Linked DNA regions of Mus musculus: region 2 is linked to region 1. The links are chromatin loops, found by intact Hi-C in ENCODE. Cell type or tissue: left cerebral cortex. All regions are shown on one strand. Each heading gives the region's core, and the rest is flanking DNA. Links, peaks and the distances in the headings are about the cores only.

Region 1 (7,636 bases), core at 2,848-5,347:
AACACAGATTCAAAACAGAGCAGGAACTGATGCAGAGACCAGGAAGGGCTTGCTCAACCTGTTTTCTTATAGAGCCCAGGCCTACCTGCTCAACAATGCACCGCCCACAATGGTCTGGGCCCTCGCATATCAATCGCTAATTTAAAAAATGCTCTACCGGCTTGCCTACAGCCCAGTCTTATGGAGGCATTTTCTTAAATGAGGTTCCCTCCTCTCAGATGACTTTATCTTATATCAAGTTAACATAAAACTACCCCCCACACCCACCCACACACCTCTATTCTATTTATTTTCTGGAATGTTGCTATGGGCTCCTTATTTATCTCTTAGCTACATTATAAATCTTTTTTAAAAAGAAAGCAACAACTCTATATTTCACTCTGTTCAAAACCTCTGATGGGCTGGGCAGCGGTGGCGCACGCCTTTAATCCCAGCACTTGGGAGGCAGAGGCAGGCGGAGTTCGAAGACAGCCTGGTCTACAGAGTGAGTTCCAGGACAGCCAGGGCTACACAGAGAAACCCTGTTGGGAAAAAAATAAAAACTCTGACGGATTTTCATTGCATGCGGATTTTCCTAAACAGAATTTAAGCTAGCTTCCTCCCCAAAACCAGCTAAGGTCACCTCATCTCGGTTCTCCAACTGGCCTCAGGAAGGTCGCCCTCTCCCACAGAACCCTGCAGACTTGGTGCCTGTCGCATAGGATAGCCCCCCCCCACCCGCCCCACAGATGCCTGTATGACATGCTCTCTTCAACTGTCCACTTGAATACCTTCCTCTTTCCCTTCTCCTCCCTCCCCCACCCCGCCACACTAACACTATCTTCGCTTTCGTTTTTTAAGATTTTTTTTTTACTTACATGTATGTGTGTGAGCTTCCGTGAGTATATATACACCCTACATGTACAGGAGCCTAAAGAGGGGCATCAGCTACCCTGAAAGTGGAGTGGCAGGGTTTATGAGCCACCATGTGGGTGCTGGGGACAGAAGCCAGTACTCTGAAAGAGCAGCACCACTGAGCCATCTCTCCAGTCTCAAACGGTACACTGCCACTTCCTGCGTGTCCATGTTACTGACATTTAAACATAGGGCCTTGTACTCCCTAAAAGTGTTCTGCCACTAAACTACCTACCCGGCCCTGCCTCTGATTTCTTTGAAGAATGTCTAGCTCCCATATTGTACACCTAGTCTTAAACTACCATGCTTGAGCAATCTGCCTCTGCCTCCCAAGCAGCTGGGTTTGCAGGGGCTGTCAACAGACCCAGCTCATGTGATGTAATGAGCTTCTCCATCAGTTTGCTTAGAACTATAATACTTCACCCAACCCGGAGGCCAAGGAATCTTCTCTGTACACCTACCTATTCTATGACTAAGCGCGACTTGAGGAGGAGAGCGGTTATTTGGCTTGCAGGTTAGAGTTCACCATGGGGGAAGCCCGAGGCAGGAACTGAAGCAAAGACCACAGAGGAACATTGCTTCCTGGTCTACTTTTCAAGGCTTTCTCACCTTGCTTTCTTGTACAACCTTCGATCACCTGCTTAGAGACAGCCCCGCCCACAGTGGACTGGCCCCTCCCATGTCAATCATTAATCAAGAAAAGACCCCCATAGACTTACTGACGGGCCAATCCAATGGAGGCAATTTCTCAATTAAGGTTCCCTATCCAGCCGGGCTTGGTGGCGCACGCCTTTAATCCCAGCACTTGGGAGGCAGAGGCAGGCGGATCTCTGAGTTCGAGGACAGCCTGGTCTACAAAGTGAGTTCCAGGACAGCCAGGGATACACAGAGAAACCCTGTCTTGACAAAACCAAAAAAAAAACCAAAAAAAAACCAAAAAAACCAAGGTTCCCTATCCAGGGGAACTCTAACTTGTGTCACAAACCCTATTCCGCTTAGCACCCAACACGTTCTGCAGTGCAGAGTTTACATACCAGTTTATTATTATTACTATTATTATTATTACTTCTCTATGATGTTTACTGCTAGAAAAAAAAGCTGCAAACGGTTAGAGATGCCTGTTTCTAACTTTGTGTCACCAGCCCAGCACCTAGAAAAAGGCCCAATGTATGGTGCTGGGTCAATAAATATTGATGACTAGAGAATATTTTATAATACATAATATTTCCCAAAAGGAAAAGAAAATGTTACACACTCCAAAGGAACACAGTCAATGAAAGAGTTCAGGAACAGGGGAAGAAGGGAAGGGAGCAAGTAAAAGAAAAAATCATTTAGAAGGCAAAATGACAGAAATATGTGTGTGTGTGTGTGTGTGTGTGTGTGTGTGTGTGTAAGAAGAACAAAAGAAAGTTAAGTCTGCCAGACAGCGTGTGGTATTGATTACCCAGAATCGATGGAGGAACACAACCTTGACTGAACAGATGTGAGCAAGTTAATATTTCACTCGGTTCAATGTCATCTCTTACCGTTGTGTAACTGTTTGCCTGTGACAAACCAAATGAGCAAGGCGCCACACTGAGATGAAACTTGTGACCTACATTTGTATTGTGAGCCCACTGCACAAGAAAAGGAGACTCAAGCGCTAGAGTAACCAAGAAAAACAATAAGGAATGGAGAGAGAGAGAGAGAGAGAGAGAGAGAGAGAGAGAGAGAGAGAAGGAAGGAAGGAAGGAAGGAAGGAAGGAAGGAAGGAAGGAAGGAAATCGGAGGTGAAGGAGAAGGAGGTATACGGCAAATAGACTTGGACCAGATGCACATGGTTTTAGGGAGGAAAGGAGAGAGGCAGTAAGTGACCACTGGAAAGAATAGAAGATGCCTAAAATAAAATAAAGAAAACCCCGGCTCCTGTATCTGACACACCACCTCACCCAGACTTTGTTTTCTGTTGCTATGATGAGCACCATGACCAGAGGCAACCTGGGGAGAAAGGACTGTCATGGAGAGACATCAAGGAAGACACCTGGAGGAAGAAGCTGAAGCAGAGACCATAGATGAGCGATGCTTCCTAGCTTGCTTTCCCTGGCTTGCTCTCTCCAGCTTGCCCAGCTAGCTTTCTTATATAGCCTAGGCACACGTGCATAGCAATGGTATCACCCACGGAATACCAAGCCCTCCTAGATCAATCAACAATTGAGAAAACGCACCACAGACATGCCCACGGGCCACTCTGATAGAGGCTGAGGTTCTCTCTTCCCCGGTGTGTCAGGATGACAACGCTGTGACATCTTCATTAACTCTTCTTACTGGAGTTTCCATTGTGTATCGACATGAGACCCATGTGCCATCAGGAAGTCCTCTGGCCACCAGATGCCTGTCTGCTAGCTCTTTATATCCTAGTTAGCTTTGCCAGCTCCACACAGCCTTGAGAGAGAAGCTTGACTGAGGCCAGGTCACATGGGCTACGCACATGTCTGAGGGTCAAGGTCTTGATTGCTGATTGGTATGAAGGGGCCCAGCCGACTGTGGGAGGGAAATCCAGGGCTATGTAGGAAAGCTAAGCACAGCCATGCAAATAATGTTCTAAGTAGTTTTGTTTTCTTTTTTTCTTTCTATATTTCTTTTTTCTTTTTGTTTGTTTGTTTGTTTGTTTCTCTGTATAGCCCTAGCTATCCTGGAACTCACTCTGTAGACCAGGCCGGCCTCGAACTCAGAAATCCGCCTGCCTCTGCCTCCCGTGTGCTGGGATTCAAGGCGTGCGCCACCACTGCCGTGAAATAGACTCTACTTAGCTCTCCGTCCTTTAAATAGCTTTGTTTCTTCTTGCTGGATAGTTTCTTTGGGTCCATCAACCAGCTAATTTACTCTGAGTACATACACATAAATAAAAACTGAATAAATAATAAACTTTTTAGAGAGAGAGAGAGAGAGAGAGAGAGAGAGAGAGAGAGAGAGAGAGAAAGAAAGAAATGTATTGGAACGATGACCCAGCAGTTAAGAGAACTGGCTGCTCTTCCAATGGTTGCTCCCAGCACCCACAGGCTGTTTACAACCATCTGTTACTCCAGTCCCAGTGGAACTGATGCCCTCTTCTGGCCACTAGAGGTATTGCACACGTGACATACAGGCATAAACTAATACAATTAAATTAAAATCTGTAAAAACCAAAACAGAAATTCTGGGAGATGGGAGAGGGAGAGGGAGAGGGAGAGGGAGAGGGAGAGGGAGAGGGAGAGGGAGAGGGAGAGGGAGAGGGAGAGGGAGAGGGAGAGGGAGAGGGAGAGGGAGAGGGAGAGGGAGAGGGAGAGGGAGAGGGAGAGGGAGAGGGAGAGGGAGAGGGAGAGGGAGAGGGAGAGGGAGAGGGAGAGGGAGAGGGAGAGGGAGAGGGAGAGGGAGAGGGAGAGGGAGAGGGAGAGGGAGAGGGAGGAGAGGGAGAGGGAGAGGGAGAGGGAGAGGGAGAATAGATAGCACAGTAAGAATGTGCCAGGTAGAATTAAGAGAGCTAAGAGCCAAGCCTAGAAGCAGTACTTAGATCTAAACCACAGCTCCAGCGAGTACTGAGCAGAACCGGGCAAAGTGAGACGAGACATATTTATAGACACATCAGAATGAAACTGCAGAGCACGACAAAGACAACCTGATAAGCCACAGGAAACACACAGGTTCTTTTTTAAGGGAGTGACAATTCAAGTAGGCTGCATTTAAGGCAGAAATACTAGAAACCAAAATATCGCACTGAGATCTCCCATGTGCTGTAAACCATAAATAACCACCAACAGACCCACGCGACAGGAAACAGGGAGGCGTGAAGACCATCCCGGCTGGAGGAGGAAGTAGCCAACTGAAGCCCTGCGAGGACAGCAAACCATTAGCATCACAGGAAGGGACCCGGGGATGTATGGACAAACAAATGGCAGTATGTCCATGCAGCAGGAGGCTGCTCAGGGATAAAGAGAAACAAAATGTCAACATAACAATGTGAGCGAATCCCGAAATCAATTATGGGGAATCAAATGGCGCAGACAGGAAGGGAGAGTGTGCTGTGGGATTTCACTGTGTGAAGATGCAAGCCGTGTAAATCCCACACAACTCAGTTCATGGTGTGAAGTTATAGTGACGTTACAGACGAGGATGGAACCAGAGAGAGGCTGGAATGTGAAGGGCAAAGCCCTCAGCACTTGGGAGTCTGAGGTAGGAGGGCACTGTGGGTTCAAGGCCAGCCTGCATTGCATAGAAAGACTGCCCCAAAACAGTAAGAAGGGCAGCGTTTTAGAATCACAACTGGTCTGCCATGATTGTGATAGCCGTTAGCAGAAAATCTACCAAGCCGTGCACTTTACAAAGGAGAACCTGGGACTAGAGAGTTGACTCCGTGATTAAGAGCACTGGCTCCTCTTCCAGAGGCCCTGAGTTCAATTCCCAGCAACCACATGGTGGTGACTTATCACCATCCCATGCCTTCTTCTGGTGTGTCTGAAGACAGCTACAGTGTACTCATATACATGAGACAATACATAATTCTTTTTAAAAATGAAAACCTGATTTTACATAAATAATAGTTAGTGAGCGCTCTCTGCCCCTTCTCTCTGACTCTCTTCTCTCCCTGATCTCTTTCTCCCTCACTCTCCTTCCCCTCCCCCCTCTCTCTCCAGGAGTTCCTGGCCAGCCTCTCCTCCCCTCCCCTGCCCTCTCCCCCTGTGTCTTTCTCTGTCTCTACTCCCTTCTAAACAACTCCCTTTTCCATGCCCTAAATAAACCTTATTTTACACTAAAAAAATAAGTAAAAAACAATAAAAAAATAATAGGTAGTGAAAAAAAAACAGCAACAAAGTGTATCTGGCCCTAGTGTATTACAAACAGACCTGCGTCTTTGCTGTAAACCGCTTCCAGGCACTGACTAACAGACACCCCTAGCCAGAATCCCCAAGTAAGCAGACATCTGAGAGGCAGATTTCTGTCTGGACTCACGTAGGAAGAATGCTGTCACCAAAGACAGTGAGACAAACTCATGAGTCAAAGAGTCCAGGGTCACAGGTAGCAAACCTGTGTAGCTGGAACTTCCCAAGCTAAGAGCTAAGCTGGCCAAGACTCCGGGAGACTCCAGAGGCCACCAAGAAACTATGTGATCTCGGGCTGAGGATTGAGCTGTGTGTGTACTGAGAACCCACCAATCCAGACAAAGATAGCAGGGAGGTGCAGCAACCCGGGGCACCTCTGGAGACGACTCAGAACTAGAAGTTAGACTTCTAAACAATGCTAGTGAGAATACATACAATGGCGATGGACCTCGAAAACATTGTGGTAAGGGAAAGACATCATAGCAAAGACTGTTTCTATGAAATCTCCAGAAAAGGAAAGAAATACAGGCAAAAAAGAAAAAAAATTCTGTATTTTCCTAGAGTTGGGAGCAGAAACAGGAATTGAACAAAAAGAGATGGTCTGCAAAAATAAATAAACAAAAAGAAATCACAAATGTGTTTTTGTTTTTTGTTTCTCTAGACAAGGTCGCTTGTAGCCCAAGGTGGCCTTGAACTCCTAATCTTCGTACCTTCGCCTTCTAAGTAAGTCACCATGTCCATCTTAAACGTTACCAAAGTTACCAACCTTGTCAAACCTGATGGCACCCAGCTTTAATCCCAATGCTTGAGGTGCAGAGGCAAGCAGATCTCTGTGAGTTTGAGGCCAGCTTCGTCTACATACCAAGTTCTAGCCCAGCCAACGGTGCATAATGAGAGCCTGTCTCACACACATGCACACGCGCGCGCGCGCACACACACACACACACACAAGCACATGCACACGCACACATGCACACACGCACACACGCACGCCCGCGCGTGCACCACAAAACAGGCCACAGAAGAGAACTCATGGAAGTTGTGCTACGTTGTTTATAAATTGTTAAGTATATAGTTCTCCACCGTTGATGGGTTCTGGGGGGTGGGGGAGGGAAGGACTCCGTTTTTCATTGAGAGACTGGTCACCAGGAGTTTGACAGTGCTGCAGTGAGTATATGGGCAACATAAATTAGACTCGATTTTTGTTGTTTTGTTTTATTTTGCTTTGTTTTCTTCCTCTTCTTCTCCTCCTCCTCCTTCTCCTTCTTTTCCTTCTTCCTCTTCCTCTTCTTCCTCTTCCTCCTCCTCCCCCCCTTCTTCCTCATCCTCTTTGTTTTTTGGGGGTGCATGGGTCACAGGGCTGTGGGGGGCGGACCTGGGAGAACTGGGAGGTGAGCGTACTCAGAGTTCAAAATGTAGAACTTCCAAATGATCAACAAAAATATTATGAAAAAATGTACACACACACATACACACACAGCATGTCATTAAACATCTAAAGAAAACAGAATCTCCTGGCTTTTTACTGGCCCTTGTAAAGACAGACTGAACCCCTGGCCAGGACCTCAAGTGTCTGTGTGGCCATCAGAACCATTATGATGAAACAGTGTTCATTTTGGGATGAAAGAACTTCCTCTGGGGTGCAGTGCCAGGAAGCTCTAGAACAAAAGCACGCAGCACAAGTCAGTGGTCCAGATTCATATCACCCACCATTGCTGGCATGTCCCTAAGTTCTTGTGACATATGACCACACAGGTAGAAATCCCTTAAGATCAGAAGAAGACAAAGAACACACTTGGGCTCCAGGATCCTTTGGAGCAGTATTTTATGACAGCTACTGTAAAAAAAAAAAAAAAAAAAAAAAAAAAGAACTCAAACAGGGTTGATTCAAATATGTGCCTTGGGTC
Region 2 (7,636 bases), core at 2,938-5,437, 160 kb before region 1:
GAGTTCAAGTCTAGCTTGGACTGTAAGAGACCCCTGTCTCCCAACAGCAACCAAGCAAGCAAATGGATGGAGAAGGAAATACGGGGCCTACACACAATGGAGATTTACTGAGTCTCCAAGAGGAACGGGATGATGCCATTTACAGGTAACTAGGAGGAGATCACATCAGTGAAGTCAGGCAGCCTCGGAAAGACGGACACTACACTTTCCCACCTGGTATGCAGGGTGCTGGTTAGTTTTCTTCAACTTTACACAAACTACAGTCACCTGGGGAGAAGGACCCTCCATTGAGGAGGTGCCTCCATCAGATGTGCCTGTCTATAGCGCATTTTCTCCTCCTTCCTTCCTTCCTTCCTTCCTTCCTTCCTTCCTTCCTTCCTTCCTTCCTTCTCCCTCTCTCTCTCTCTTATTATTATTATTGGTTTTGTTTTTTAAGAGGGAGAAAGAACATGAAGTTGGCAGTGCATTGTCTTTGATTAATGGCTAATGTGGGAGGCCCTAGCCTACTATAGATGATACAGCTCCCTGAACAGGTAGTCCTAGTGCTGTGTGCTATGTAGGAAAGGTTGCTGAGGCTCCTGCTTTAATGCCTGTGTTCAGGTCCTGCCCTGATTTACTGCTTTGGCTTCACTCAGTGATGAGCTACCAGGAATGAGTGAAAATAAATCCTTTCCTCTCCTAAGTTGGTTTTGGTCAGTATTTTATCACAGAATAAAAAGCAAAAGAAGGACATGCAGGGTGTGTGTGTATGTGTGTGTGTGTGTGTGTGTGTGTGTGTGTGTGTGTACATATGTAACATGAAAACAGAAGGGGGACTTTTGGGGGGTAGGACAAGATGGGGTAGGAGAAGGCTGTGGAGGATATGAATATCAGTAAAGTATTATGCTATCTTGATTTTGAACATGAAATTATATATGAAACTCTCATAATGAAACACATAAAATTAGTAAAATAGTTAATTTAGACAAAGGGGGGAATTATTCCCTTCTGTGCTTCACCAACTCTGGCTCTTCACAACCAACATTATGGCAGGATCTTCAGGGAGAAAATTGCCCGTAGCTCTGAAGGCCTGAGACCCAGAGTAACTTCATAGAACCCTCTCTAAGATGACTACCTGCTGCCTCTTGCCAGCCCCAAACCCCAGGGCCAGCAGATGCAGGGACAGGTCAGCAGAGCTGCACAGGCGTGCACTGGCTGGCCACTTAGACCAGCCCATCTTTCTCTACTTTCCTTACTATTCTTTTTCAAAACATAGGAGATATAGGATCTCATGGGTCCCACTCTGTGGGACCAGTCGGGGCCCTCAGTAAACGGGAGCATATGGGGAAGGGGGTCCCAAGCCTTCAGGCATCTTCCTGATCAGAGCAGGCTCTGTGCTTATGATAAAGCAGCAGAAGGTTTGATGGTCCCAGTGAGACAGTCACTCTGAGTGCCTCTGCTCTGGGTGGTCAGGACCAGGTCAGGCTGTGCACAGAGCCAAGCATCCTTTACGTGTCACTGGAGCCTTGTCCTGCAGCTGCAGTGACCCCTGCTCCAGCTCTGCCGCCAAAGGACACAGTCTGCCACCCACACTCTGTCCCTTCCCTTCAAATGCCTCTCCCTGGTTGGGGGTGGGTGGGTGGGGTGGGGCCAGGGAACAGGGCAGCTATCGGGCAGAGCCTCTTTATAGCCTCAGCTCCCATTCTATGTGGATCCGGCAGGTATGAGAAAAGAGGCGTATTTGCTCTCCCCCACCGTGTCCCCTGACACCTCCATGAGGTGGTCAGACAGCAGCCCTGGTCCATCCCCACCAGCTTCTGGGTACTTTTTTTCCCCTTTCCCTAAGGAAGAACCAGAGAGCTGAGTATCTTCAGAATTGGGGAGCCTTGCAGGAGAGCTGGTTTTCTGGGGGTTTGGCAGGCTGAGGGCAGAGCCCCTATTTCAGGAATGCTCACAGAAAAGCCTATCTTCCCAGTCCATAGATGAGTCCTTTAAGGATTAAAAACATACCACAGGACCAAGTGGTCACAAAAGTCACCTCTGCTGCCTGGCCTGCTGGGTGGAACTCTAGTGTCCTTTCCTACCTGGAAGGTCTATGCCTGCTCTCCCACACAGCTGTTGCTTTCAGGGAGTTAGTGACAATGCAGGGACAGGCCTATATCAGCACAGCATCCTGGTTTCTCTGATTTGATCTCTGGTGGGCTCGAAGGATTTTTTTTTCCCTTTAAAGCTTCACTGTGGGGTATCTACTGGCAAAATGGCAAAGCCATGAATGATCTGCTTGGTGAAAGGGTTGGTTATCAACACATGGGCTTTAGTGGACTGCCCATTGGAACCACAGTCTTTGTTAAGAAAGCCATGATGACAACTTCCTCCACCATCTGAGTGTGTGTGTGTGTGTGTGTGCGTGTGATCATGAGGCTATCACCAACAGAAAACACACACAGCATGCCCACACTGCAAGGGAGCAGCCTGGTTACCTTGGGGCTCCTAGTCGCTGTCACATTCAGCTTGTCACCATGCACTCTCTCCTTCTGATCTGTCGCTGTCTGAAGTCATCCCACTTCTGGGCTTCTGAAGCCTCGTGTGTTTTCACCAGTGACATCAGCATCTTCTCTCTATCTCTGTCTCTGTCTCTCTGTCTCTCTGTCTCTGTCTCTCTCTGTCTCTCTCTGTCTCTGTCTCTCTGTCTCTCTCTCTCTCTCTCTGTCTCTCTCTCTCTTTCTCTGCAGCTCTTCCCAGAGGCTCAGTCCATGATGTGTAGTGTGCACAATGTGTGTCACTAGGGACCTCAATGCTCCTGATAGTGGGTGAATGGGGACCATCACCCACTCAGGGAAGCTGGGGAGCTTGAGAGCAGATATTCTAGTCCAGGCCATACCTTGCTCATTACCAGTGCCCTCATGGACTCATTTGTGAGGCCTTTGATGTCAGTCCTTATCACCATGTGCCCTAGGTGCCTGAGCCTGACCCCCCAGAGCCTGCCCAGGACACTGCCTGTTTATCCAGACACAGTGGAAGGTTTTGGGATCTGCCACACACTGTGCCTGTGACCATCTCAGGGTCCCCTTCCCATGCAGTAGCAGCCAGGCATCTGCAGCACAGCTCCTGAGCACACTCCCGGAGCTGTAAGAAGCTCCTGTCCAAGCCCCAGATGATCCCACGGAGGCAAGATCCTAACATGTCACCAGGCTTAGGGAGACTCCCTTAGCCAGGGCTCAGTTAAGGGCTCATGGACCCGAGTGACTCTGTAGACAGGGAAAACAGACCTGGAACAGCAGTCATTTCTTAAGGATCAACCCCACCCCAGTCCTTTGTCCAGGCTGTGCAAAGCCTGGGCAAGAAGGGGGGGTCCTCACTTCTGGATCGCTCCTCTTGCTTGTCTTTAAAAGCAGCTTAATTTAAGTACAATCGCCAAGCAATTAGCCGTGCATATTTAAGGGGTACCGTTTGATAAGTTTTGACACGTATGCATCTGTGAAGGCACCACAACTAACTCGGGATAATGAGCAGCTCATCTTCCCACAGGGACCCTTTGTGACAACCCCCACTTCTGCGTTCCCACCCCCACACTGTCTCTGAGCAACCATCTCTACCTGCTTTCTGCCACACAAGAGCATGTACTTCCTAGATTTTAGGTAAATCCCAGTTTCTCCACCTAGGATCATGTCCCAGAGTGTATTGGGAATCTTTTCACTCCTTCTCCTCCTAAGCCCCCACCCTCTTAGTGTGATGTATGTGCACAGCTGTGTAAAGGCATGCATGCTAACAGAAGTCATGCTAACAGGTCAGAGGAGGATGCTGTACCCTGCTTTATCTCTCTCTGCCTTATTCCTTTGAGACAGGGTTTCTCACTGAATCTGGAGCCAGGCTGCAGTCCGTCAAAACCCAAGGATCCTTCAGTCTCTGTTGCTCACACCACTGGGGTTACAGGTCCGTATGAAGCCTGGTCCATCTTTCTATGTGGCTTCTGGGATCTGACCTCAGGTCCTCATAGCGCAACCACTCTTCCCTACGGAGCCATTTCTCCAGCCTGCAGTGTAGCCATACTGTCCAGTGGGACTCACGGTGTTCCTACTCCATGACAACACCGTAGTGTGTGTCTTGCATTTACATCGCAGCGTCTGGTGTGCGCCACACTGCGTGTTTTGTGTAGCTTTCGGGCCATGAGCAATCCTGAAGCTATGCCACAGCGTGTGTATCGGGTGACCACACTGCCATTTACCTTCCCCCTTACATGGGAGATAGACGTTCAGGTTCTTAGTCATTAAGGGTATTTCAGTATTTAGTTACCCATAAAGCTGGTATGAATATTCATGTCCCAGTCTCCGTAGGGACAGCTGGTGCTGTTTCTCTTGGGTAAATACGAGGCTAGAATGCCTGCATCATATGGCCAGTATATGTTTAACTTTTAAAACCCCTTCCAAGCTGATTTCCACATGTCCTTAGTACTTGACATTTGTTCTCACCGGTGGCAGTGAGTTCCAGTCCCCCCACACCCCGACACCCTTGGCATTTGTCAGCTTTTCTAAGCGGAGCTGTTAATAAACAGGCAGGTACCACTGTGAGTTTCTTACCATAATGACCTAATGCTATTGACTAGTCTTTCTATATGCTCATTGGCTCTTTGAGTATTTTCTTTTGTGAAATGTTACTCAAATGATTTATTTTAAAAGCTGGATTCTGTATATAGTTTATTTATCCGACATCACCAGATGTACACTCAAAATAAGGTTCTGCCACAGTGGTCTGTCTTCTCCAGCTCGTAACAATGTCTTTCAAGCACTGGACATGTTTATTTTGATGGGGGTCAAGTTTGTTAGTTTACTCCTTCCTAAATCTTGCTCTTGGTGTCAAAACTAAGCAATTGGAGGCCGGAGAGAGAGCTCAGTGGTTAAATGGGCTTACTGCTCTTGCGACCAGAGTTCAGTTTCCAACATCCAGGAACTCCAGTTCCAAGGGGGATCCAACACCCTCTTCTGGCCTTTTTGGGTGCACGCACACACACACACACACACACACACACACACACACACACACACACACAGAGCCCTATAAAACAAAACAAGGCACAAACACCTAAGAAACCATTTAAACTGTAAATCAGAAACCTCAGTAGTTTTAGGTTCTGAGTTCATTGTGAGTTATTTTTTTGGCCATGGAGCCAAGTATAAATTGAAGTCTACTCTTTAGCATTTTGTGTGCAAATATTTGAATACTCTAATACCATTTGTTAGAGAGTTGCCACACTGCAGTCTAAACTGTCTTTGTGAAAATCAAGCTGACCACGTGTGTGCAGTTCTGTTTTGAGTCTGTCTTTCTCAGCAATCTATTCATCTATCCTCAAACCAATACTACGGTCTCTCAACCTTGTTCAAACTTGTTCAATCCTGTGGTTAGTTCTAGTGGGTCTCTTTCAGCTTTATTGGTCTTTCTACAGAGCGATTATGTCATCTGTAAGTAATGAACATTTCCCTTCTTTTCTGTCTGGATTACTTTCTCTTTTCATTCTTGCCTGCCTAGAAGCTCCGAGATGATGGTGGACTGCAGTGGTAAGCATGGCTGTCCTTCTCTAGTCCCTAGTCTTTGGGGAAATATATCCAGTCTTTTCTATTAATTGTGAAGTTAGCCATAGGGTATAGGCTCCCTCTCGGTTGAGGAAGTCCCCTCTATAGCTCTACTTTCGTGGCTGTTTATAAGAAATGGATGTGGGGTTTTGTCAGATGACTTTCTGTGACTCTTGAGATGGTCGTACATTTTAGGTTCATACATATGGAAAATTACATGATTAATTTTCTAATGGAAAACCAACCTTGCATTATGGGGATAAATCCCATATGGTCATGATAGAGTATCTTTTTTTTCTTTTCCACAGTGTTTAATCCAATTTAAGTTCCTTTAGAACTTTTTATTTATGTTCTTGAGAGAAATTGTTCTTTACTTTATTTTTTTTGACAAAAGTTACATTTAATTTACAATGTAATAAAGGTTACAGGTAAAATGCTACACTCAAAGCAGAAAAGGCCTATTATGCAAATGTACAAATCTGTACAAAGCTCATACAACGGTTCCTACCTTGTCTCCTGTTAGCCAGGTCTATTCTGGAGATCTGAAGAACCAGAACTTCCCATGGGGGGGTCTGGGGGGGGGGTCAGGGGAGGGGGGGCGTCAGGGGAGGGGGAGCATCCAAATCAACAACCGAGCATGTTCTAACACACACCTGGTCCTTGCAGTGTAGTCTTCCTGTTCATGAGCCCCAACTGCTCATGATTTTGTGTCATGGAATAAGCTAAGAACTAAGTTTTCTTTCTTTTTTTTTTTTAAGGACTCATGTAGAATTCTTTCAAGTGTGCCATAGAATTCACTAATGAAAGGCCTGAAGTTTTATGTAATTTTTATTTTTCAAATTATAGATATAGTCAGTTTACTTTATTTCTTCTCAAGTGAATTTAGAGGTTTGTTTCATTAAAGTTGTCAACCTTATATAGGTATATGATTCCCTTGTCTTTTGGGTTCTGTATGACCTGTACTGGTGTCTCCTTTCTCATCTCTGGTGTTAGAATGAGCGTGTTCTCTTTCTTTGCTAATAGAGCAGTCCAGCTAGTGTTCTGTTTTACTTCCTAAAGAGCCGGCATGGCTTTCATTCTCTTCCTCTGTCATTTTTCTTTTATATTTTACTAAGTTTTCACCTTCATCTTTATGATTTGGATTACTGAGATTTCAGTTCTCAGATCTGTGGACTCACAACTTTCACTGTTTTCCAGGTTTTAGTTTCTAAAGCTAAAACTGAGGTCAATTATTTGCTATTTTTTTTCTCTTCCTTTCTCTTGATTGTTTGAGGCGGGGGTCTCACTGTAACCTAGGCTGGTCTAGAACTCACTATTTAACCCAGGCCAGCCCCTTTAACCAAGAACAATCCTACTGCCCCAGGCTCTGGAATATACTTATAAACCAGATTCTTTCCCAGTGTCAGCACTGCCTGCAGCTGAAGCTGAGCCAAGCCCTGCCTCGCACTACCTCATAAATTCCGGCATATTGTATTTTCTCTCAACAAGTTTAAAATCCTGACTTTTTTTTTTTTTTTTGGTTTCTTATTTGACTCATGAAGCTATGTATAGTTTTCAAACATTTGAGAACTATCCTGAGCTTTGGGTTTTCCTATGGCTAGAGAACACATTTTGAACAACTCATTTGATCTTGGTAAATATTCAGCGTTCACTCAAAAGTGCTTCTATTGTTTTTGAGCAGGGTATTAAATAAATTACAACTAAGTCAATTTGGCTGTTAATGTTCTTCAAATCTTCTGTATCCTCGCTGATTCTCTGTATATTCTGTCAGTTGTTGAGAAAGGACACTGATGTTTCTGTCATGGGTGTGACACATTTCTTCCTTCAGTTCTGAGTTTTAGTTTGTGAAATTTGAAGATATTTAAGATTGTATGTCCTGACTGACAATTCCTCCTGTTTCTCCTCCTGCTCCTCTTTTTCTTCTTCCTCCTCCTCCTCCTGATTCCCTTCCAGACAGGGTCTCTGTTAACCCCACCGGCATGGAACTTCATATGTAGATCAGGCTGGCCTTGAGCTCACAGAGATCTGCCTGCCTCTGACTCCAGAGTGCTGGGATTAGATTATTAGATTATATCTTATTATTTCCAATA

What was found. Hi-C counts contacts between places; a loop is a spot of excess contacts. Peaks named below come from ENCODE experiments on the same cell type or tissue, not always from the same donor. Only the 100,000 strongest peaks of a DNase experiment are listed, where the experiment ranks them.
Region 2: it touches region 1 in a loop (2.1-fold over the local background); 7 of 42 quality-filtered maps call a loop at or near these places.

Annotation. Positions count from the first base shown.
Region 1 is chr15:85,324,996-85,332,631 of GRCm38, reverse strand. No RefSeq gene overlaps it. Among named protein-coding and RNA genes, the nearest start is that of Atxn10, 7.4 kb to the left of the region's middle. In left cerebral cortex, for the core only: a CTCF peak has its summit at 3,978 (motif pointing left); DNase peaks (open chromatin) are centred at 4,589 and 4,934.
Region 2 is chr15:85,485,779-85,493,414 of GRCm38, reverse strand. 7530416G11Rik (RIKEN cDNA 7530416G11 gene) reads left to right here. Exons shown (of 5, transcript NM_001256072.1): 5 at 48-679. The coding sequence ends at 133. Among named protein-coding and RNA genes, the nearest start is that of 7530416G11Rik, 14 kb to the left of the region's middle. In left cerebral cortex, for the core only: no CTCF peak of the experiment used is centred there; DNase peaks (open chromatin) are centred at 3,488 and 4,208.